3 separate regions of the Mus musculus genome follow, and regions 2 and 3 are each linked to region 1. The links are chromatin loops, found by intact Hi-C in ENCODE. Cell type or tissue: left cerebral cortex. All regions are shown on one strand. Region 1 holds the start of Ifnar2 (interferon (alpha and beta) receptor 2). Region 2 holds the start of Ifnar1 (interferon (alpha and beta) receptor 1). Region 3 has its middle 5.2 kb from the start of A930006K02Rik.

Region 1 (2,500 bases):
CACAAAAGTTCATAGGTTGTCAAAGTTTTCCAGTAGAGCCATGTTAACCAAATAAATGGGTCAATGGGGCCAACGGTTTACCGCATGCACTATTGGCTGGCTTGGAATAGAAATGCAAGCTACCAATAAACTCAGTGCCTTTCCTGTATCCCATCCCTGCCCATCTTCTGCGGGCCACAACCCCTTCAGTGACCTCGTAGGAGCTTGAACAAACGATCCTGGGACCTTAGGTAGGTTTCAGGGCGCGCAGTGTGTGTGTGTGTGTGTGTGTGTGTGTGTGTGTGTGTGTGTGTGTGTGTGTGTGTAGGGGGAGGGGTGTCAGGACGCAGAACAGGACCCAGAGGCTGGAGATGATAACTAGCTTGGCAAGGCGTAGTGGATCCTAAGGAATGTGGACCCCCTAGGATCTGGCAATGGCTCGGGCTAAGGTGCCCCATGCACCCTCGGTGAGGCGACGCTGGTGGAGTGAAGGCAGAGAGCCCACAAAAACCCAGAGTTCACCAAAGGAACGGTGAAAGGAAGGCGCCCATGCGGGGGCCACGAGGGCCCCCCATACGCAGCTTGTGGGTCGGGGGAGCTAGAATCCTCAGACTCTCCACGGAAGAAAGGCAGGAAGAGGCGGAGTCCCGAAGAGGAGAATTGAAAAGGGGATTCCGGGAACTGGCAGCGGGGAGGCGGCCCAGTCCTACTGTCCGCGAGGCGAGCGACACCCATTCATGTCCCCGTAATGCCCGCAGTACAGTACCTGAATCGCCGGGTCTCGTGAATCCCCCTCTGGGATGTCCTGGGGCCACCTCCGAGCTGCTCTGGGCATCAGGCGCAGCTGCGCGCGGCTGGCGAGCAGTGGAGGCAGGCGGGAGCCGAGCCAGGCGAAAGGGACGGCGGCGGGATGGCCGGTGCCCCGCGACCCGAAGAGTCTCCGCTGGCAGCCTGGTTTCCCCTGGTCTAGGGCTAGACCACGCAGGCTCCCGGAGGCCAAGGGTTCCCAGCCGCGGGGTTAGCGGTGAACAGAGAACGAGGCGAGAGGCGGGGCCCGGGCGGAGCCGGCGACAAATGGGCACTTTCGCATCCATTACGACCCCACCCACTTCAAGTACAGTCCAGGGAGCCAGAGTTAACGGATCGGGGTTGTTGTGTTTATCGCTGCCTCCTTGGAGGACTAGGTAGTGCCTGATCCCTAGAACTAACTGGATACGAATGGGTTGGGTGCCTGGCCTAGTGATGCGGGTGTGTACTCTCTTCTTCCAGGAAGGCCTTGGCAGGAGGATCTCGAATTCAATACCTATCTGATACAGAGCAAAATTAAGGCCAGCCTGGGCAATGTAGGGACACCCTGACTCAAAATACAAAGGAAGAGGGGTCTGGGCAGAACTGAGTGTCAGAACGCTTGTCAATCATGCTTCCCTCTCTTCCCCTCCCCTCCCAGTCCTCCCTCTTCTCTCCCTCTCTCATCTTGTGCTTACTTGTTTTTAAGCTCCTCTGATTATAATTTTCCACACAGGACACAAACAAAAATTATAAATACCATAACTCATTGCCTGCTTCTTCTTGGGTCTTTGCTTACTATTCCCCAGGGCCCTCTCTCAAGACCAAACGATTTTTTTTTTTAAGGATTTATTTATTATTATATGTAAGTCAGACACTCCAGAAGAGGGAGTCAGATCTCGTTACGGGTGGTTGTGAGCCACCATGTGGTTGCTGGGATTTGAACTCTGGACCTTCGGAAGAGCAATCGGGTGCTCTTACCCACTGAGCCATCTCACCAGCCCCTTTTTTTGGTTTTTCAAGACAGGGTTTCTCTGTGTAGCCCTGGCTGTCCTGGAACTCACTCTGTAGACCAGGCTGGCCTAAAACTCAGAAATCCGCCTGCCTCTGCCTCCCGAGTGCTGGGATTAAAGGCGTGCGCCACCACGCCCGGCTAAAGACCAAACGATTTTAGAGTAAGGAGAAACAATCTTTCCATACCTACTTAGGAACTGACATCCCTTGTCTTCCGAAATGGAATACGCGGGAGCTTTCTGTAGCGTATGCACAGTCTAAGTATGAAGGTGGAAGTTCCAAGGTGGAAATGCTAATGGAAGTCTGTAAGAGGAGGCGTGGCAATGATGCCTACCTGGGCCTGGATTCTCACTTTCAGATCTCCGAGGGAAGAGAAGGGGAGGTAGTTCACAGTTTATGTAAAGGGATTTTCTTTCCGTTAAAAAGCGTGTGTATGTGTTTTCCCCCTCTTTAAAGACAAGATCTCTTTGTGTGTCCAGCTGGCCTGAAACTTAAGATCTCCCCGCCCTACCCACCAAATGCTAGAATCACCATTCCAGAGCCACCATATGCAGTTTAAGAGAACAGTTTCATCTACCAGGACTGACAGTTGCTGAGTCTCTCTTTCTGGGCTGACCTGAAGAGGTTTCCACCACTTATGTCACACTGGCAGAATTCCTACCAGTCTCATGAATTTGAAAGGCTCTTATCTGGGATCCTGGTTCTCTACAAAAGCCGTTCA
Region 2 (2,500 bases), 110 kb before region 1:
CTCCAGAGGGTTACAGAACTGCCTCTAGTTACATCCTATGTAAGAGGATGCATCTGAGATGTCTGAATTTCTTTCTTTTCAGCCACCAGGAGCTATCCATCAAGTCTCCCCACTCTGAGTTGTCAGTTTCTCAGTGCTGTCTATGCTAAGTGCACACTACCACTGAGCCACACTTCCAGTACCACCAACGGAGTCTTTGATGTCATCCCTAAACTGACTCTATCCTGTTATCCGTATCCTCTTAGCTTGATCTCCAGTCCAACTGTTGGGATTTACTGATTCTGTGCAGAAAGAGCAGCAAATGTGCTCATGAGATTAACAAAAGACCCAAGAGCATTTGTAGCAGTTACAGTATTCTGTTCATAATAGTCTTTTTCCGATTTACTGTATATGTGTGACCACTTTGCCTGCATGTACATCATGCACGTCTAGCCAGAAATGGGCCATCTTCGGGGTGAGACTTGGGGCAATCACTTACTTCCCAGATATACAGATTTCTAAGAGGAATCAGAACTTTCCTCCAGGAGTGAGGCTAGGTCGTCTTTTTTAGGTTCCTCACATCACTATGAAAACTCTTGTCTCTCCCCTTAGTGGGCATTCTCCCGATGTAACTAGCCCAGTGGTTTCCTGGTTTTGACTTCGGGCCGGTTAGGGGGCCTCTCACCTCACTCCTCTCAGCCCGGGACAAACCGCACTAGGCTGGGAGCGCATTTCTGCTGCTGTCTGGTCTCCCGCCCACCAGCAGCCCTGAGGCTCGGCCCGGGTAGCGTCCTCAGGCTGAAGAGCGGCGCAGGGGGCGGGCGTCGCGGACTCTGGTCACCCGCGCCCAGCTCTCCCTCCATGGTGCCCGGCCCTCGCACAGGCCCCTCGGCTCACCTGCAGCTGAGGGTAGCACCCAAGGCGCCCCGGCCACCAGCACCAGGGCCGCCGCGCCCACGACAGCGAGCATCGTCTTGGGAGGCCGGGCGGCGGCTCACATTCTCCTCCTTCTCCTCAGCAGCACCGCGGAGCTGGAGACTACCTCTGGGCAGCTAGGCCCTCCGCGACGCCCCGCCCCCTCCAGCGCCCCGCCCCTTCCGTGAACGCCCCCGCCCCTCCACCCAGCACAGCTTCTCCGCTGACGCCACGCTCTCTCCGCGAGCAAGCGGCTCGGAAAGTACCGGGCGCGGTCCAGTCAAGGCCTGGGGACTTTGAGGTCCCTGCCACGCTCCGCCCCCACTTCCGGAAAGACTGCCCAGCATTGTCCTTAGACTCCTGAGAGGAAAGCGGGGTGCAGTCAGTGCGCCTGCGCAGCCCCTCCTCCTTCCGGGCTCAGCTTCCTGTTTTTGTCCGGAGGGGGTTCGGAGGCGTTGCCCCGGGGGTTACTAGTCCACTGGCTCGAATCCTGGTGTGGGGATCCCTGGAGGCCGTGGATCAAATGACTCTGGGACCTGGAAGGCGCCGGCAACACTTTTATCTCAACTGCACAAGATCTTTATACTTGATTCCCTGATTTTGTGGGATGGTTTGCTGTTGTGACTCGCTCAATCTTTGGGTTTTGAATTATGCAGCGTTTGGATCTTTTGTCTAATAATGTGGTTTTAGGCTGGTTTTATGTGTATGAGTGTTTTGCATGCATGCATGCATGCATATATGTGCACCGTACATATATGCGTGCCTGGTACCCATGGAGGCCAGTAGAGCGCAGATACCCTGGTATTAAAGTTACTGATCTTCCGAGCTACCATGTTTGTACGCCAGTCCTCTGCACGTGCCCTTAAACCACTGAGCCCTCTCTCTACCCCCTTAACTCCGTCTCTGTCTGATTACTATCTTATAAAGAAACTTATTTGTTGGGCCGGGCGTGGTGGCGCACGCCTTTAATCCCAGCACTCGGGAGGCGGAGGCAGGCGGATTTCTGAGTTCGAGGCCAGCCTGGTCTACAAAGTGAGCTCCAGGACAGCCAGGCCTATACAGAGAAACCCTGTCACGAAAAACCAAAAAAAGAAAAAAAAAAAAAAAAAAGTAAGAAACTTATTTGTTATGCCGGGCGTGGTGGCACATGCCTTTAATCCCAGCACTTGGGAGGCAGAGGCAGGCGGTTTCTGAGTTCGAGGCCAGCCTGGACTAGAGAGTGAGTTCCAGGACAGCCAAGGCTCCACACACAAACCCTGTCTCAAAAAAAAAAAAAAGAGTTCCTCTCTGCTTCCTCACCATCATTCGTCAGATTTCTTGTCAGCCATTCTGACTAGGGTGGGGTAGAATGGCAAAGCAGTGTCAGTGTGCATTTTGCTGGTGGCTCAGGACATTAAGTTCTTTAAAGATAGTTACTGGGTGCATATTTCAGCGTTTGAAAACTGTGTTCGATTTATTGGGCCATTTGTTCCTGGTAGATTCATTTCCTTATTTTCTGAAGTTCTTTATGAATTTGAGATATCAGAGCCTTGTCTGAGGTATAGCTGGACAGGCTTTTTGCCCATCCTGTAGCCTGTGTGATGCACAGATAGTCTCCCTTGATGTT
Region 3 (2,500 bases), 87 kb before region 1:
CCTAATGATGCAAATCAAATTTCATTGCACCCAAGTGACCCCCCCCCTTTTTTTTCTTCGAGACAGGGTTTCTCTGTGTAGCCCTGGTTTCCTGGAACTTACTCTGTAGATCAGGCTGGCTTTGAACTCAGAAATCCACCTGTCTCTGCTTCCCAGGTGCTGGGATTAAAGGTGTGCACCACTGCTGTCCGGCTCAAGTGAACCCCTTATTTCAACAGGAATTATAGCCTGTGTGCATCCTGGCTGGAAGCAAGATGAGAGTCACCTGAGCAGATGGATCTATGTGAAACTTTGAGTTCATTTTCCCATGGTGCTCTTCCCTCATCCCAGCAGGCAGTCCATGTGAGTGACAGCCAAGGGTAGTAGTGGGGAAGCAGAAATATTCAGTTACTTTGACAAAAAGGGATATGTGCAGTGACAATTTTGGAATTTTGGCTTCTTTGAAAAACACAGGAAAATTATAAGAATGTTTTCTTCTTAATCCTGGGTACAGGATATGGGGCTGCTTCAGACTGTCTTCAGCAAGTAACCACAGTTTGTCTCATGTGCTAGCAGGAGCATGATCTTGCCAGCTGCAGATAGTTTCTGCGATTGTTTGACCTTTGGCATTCTGGGGAACTTTTCAGAGGGAATATAAATGCTAGGCCCCCAAGAAGGTCAATGGGTTGTTGGTTGGTTGCTGTTGGTTGAGGTTTGTTAAGTAGGAAGAGATCATTTTTCTGCTTAGAAGGGCCCAGGTGAGAGCTGGTTCTTCTATACAAAAAAGGATATCGAATGCCTGTGGAAAAAAAAGTCAGTCCACAGCCTCAGGTGGGCTGCAGTTTAGGGCCTGCGCTCACACCTAACCTCTCCCCAGCACGTCTCTCATCTTCTGTTCATTTTAAAGGTTTTCTTATTTATTTATGTATATGAGTATGTTGTCGCTGTCGTCAGACACCAGCAGAGGGCGTCAGACCCCATTGCAGATGACTGAACTACCATGTGGTGGCGGGGACTTGAACTCAGGACCTCTGGAAGAGCAGTCGGTGCTCTTAATCCCTGAGCCATCTCTCCAGCCTCACTTTTCTCATTTTCAACAGGTGCTTCCCTACCCGGCTTCTACTTTCTTGAAAGATGTAAGCAATGCACCGATTAGGTCTCAGTTCCTTAACACCAAACTGCCCATCCTTCTATCTTCTAGTGAGCAGACTCCTTCCTCTGCAGGGTGGTTCCCCAGTGCTGAGTGTGCCCCCTCACCCTACTCCCATCATGTCCTCTCCATCTTGTTCCGTCTCACAGACCAGTCAGCCTTCTCCAGCTTCCCAACTAAAAGGGAAACATCTTCTCCAGTCCTTCCAGAGGCCATCCTTCCTATCCGTCATAAGCAAATGAGCTACCATTGTCCAAAACAAAACTTATTTTTTAAAAAAAAAGATTTATCTTATGCGTATAAATGTTTTGTTTGCATATATGTCTGGGCACCACATATGCACCTGGTACCCAAGAAGGTCAGAGGAGCGTGTCACATCCCCTGAAACTGGTGACACAGATGTTTGTGGCTGCTGTGGGTTTTAGGAGAGCCTCTGCAGGAGTAACCACTGAGCCATCCCTCCAGACTCACTATCTTTATTTTTCAATGTCCCATTTATTCCTTAGCCCCTTAACTCAGCCTTTCTGTTCCCACCATTTGCTTGCTTTGATCTGGGCAAGATTACTAGCCAACTTCTAGTGTTTAAATCCACTAAATTCTTTACAATGTTGTCTCAAAGCTTTATTTTTATTTTTAAATTTACATTTAGCCCCCCCCCCTCCCAGCATGTGCTGCCGACAGAGGACAACTCATGGGAGTCCCTTCCCGTGGTTTTCCCTGCGGCACCCTGACTTCTGCTGAGCTGATCTGTGGGAGAGAAAGGAACGCCAAGAGGCTGCCTCCCTTTGCCTCCTGCCTGTATTGTCACAGAAAGTGAATGGAGGCTTGGCAGCTGCTTCAGTCTGGCTGGCTGCTCTGATTATTGCATGGACACCTCTGGCTGGCACCCAGCAGACCCTTTCTAGTTGAAGTAGTATAGCAAATTATCTTGTATTAATTTTGTGCCCATGGCTCCTTGAGCTTGGATCTGTGGGTTTACCGTTTCCCATAGGAAACTATGGGCCATTTCTTTTTTCTTTTCTTTTCTTTTCTTTTCTTTTCTTTTCTTTTCTTTTTAACTTTCAATTCATTGTATCTTTAATAATCTGGTATGAAAAGAAAGAAAGAAAGACAGAAAGAAAGAAAGAGAGAGAGAGAGAAAGAAAGAAAGAAAGAAAGAAAGAAAGAGAGAGAGAGAGAGAAAGAAAGAGAGAAAGAAAGAAAGAAAAATATTGTTCCTTTTTATGGGCAAGGCACATCATCAGTATAGACTCATTCACATGGTGAGTGAGATAGGATTCCAAACAGCATGGGAAGGCTTCAAGGCTTACAGATTGACGCGTTTGGTTGCTGATATAATCAGCCGAGGCACGAGCAGCATAGAAGATTAAT

Evidence for each region. Hi-C counts contacts between places; a loop is a spot of excess contacts. Peaks named below come from ENCODE experiments on the same cell type or tissue, not always from the same donor. Only the 100,000 strongest peaks of a DNase experiment are listed, where the experiment ranks them.
Region 2: it touches region 1 in a loop (2.5-fold over the local background); 11 of 42 quality-filtered maps call a loop at or near these places.
Region 3: it touches region 1 in a loop (2.4-fold over the local background); 9 of 42 quality-filtered maps call a loop at or near these places.

Annotation. Positions count from the first base shown.
Region 1 is chr16:91,371,320-91,373,819 of GRCm38, reverse strand. It overlaps Ifnar2 (interferon (alpha and beta) receptor 2), which reads right to left and starts at 1,037. Exons shown (of 9, transcript NM_010509.2): 1 at 746-1,037. It overlaps Gm36587 (a long non-coding RNA gene), which reads left to right. Exons shown (of 4, transcript XR_876244.2): 1 at 1-230. In left cerebral cortex, no CTCF peak of the experiment used is centred here; DNase peaks (open chromatin) are centred at 725 and 1,007; H3K4me3 peaks cover 1,485 bases; H3K27ac peaks cover 1,317 bases.
Region 2 is chr16:91,483,793-91,486,292 of GRCm38, reverse strand. Ifnar1 (interferon (alpha and beta) receptor 1) reads right to left here and starts at 1,078. Exons shown (of 11, transcript NM_010508.2): 1 at 877-1,078. The coding sequence starts at 949. In left cerebral cortex, a CTCF peak has its summit at 1,435; a DNase peak (open chromatin) is centred at 1,230; H3K4me3 peaks cover 1,925 bases; H3K27ac peaks cover 1,541 bases.
Region 3 is chr16:91,458,622-91,461,121 of GRCm38, reverse strand. It overlaps the pseudogene Gm46562. Among named protein-coding and RNA genes, the nearest start is that of A930006K02Rik, 5.2 kb to the left of the region's middle. In left cerebral cortex, a CTCF peak has its summit at 945 (motif pointing right); no DNase peak of the experiment used is centred here.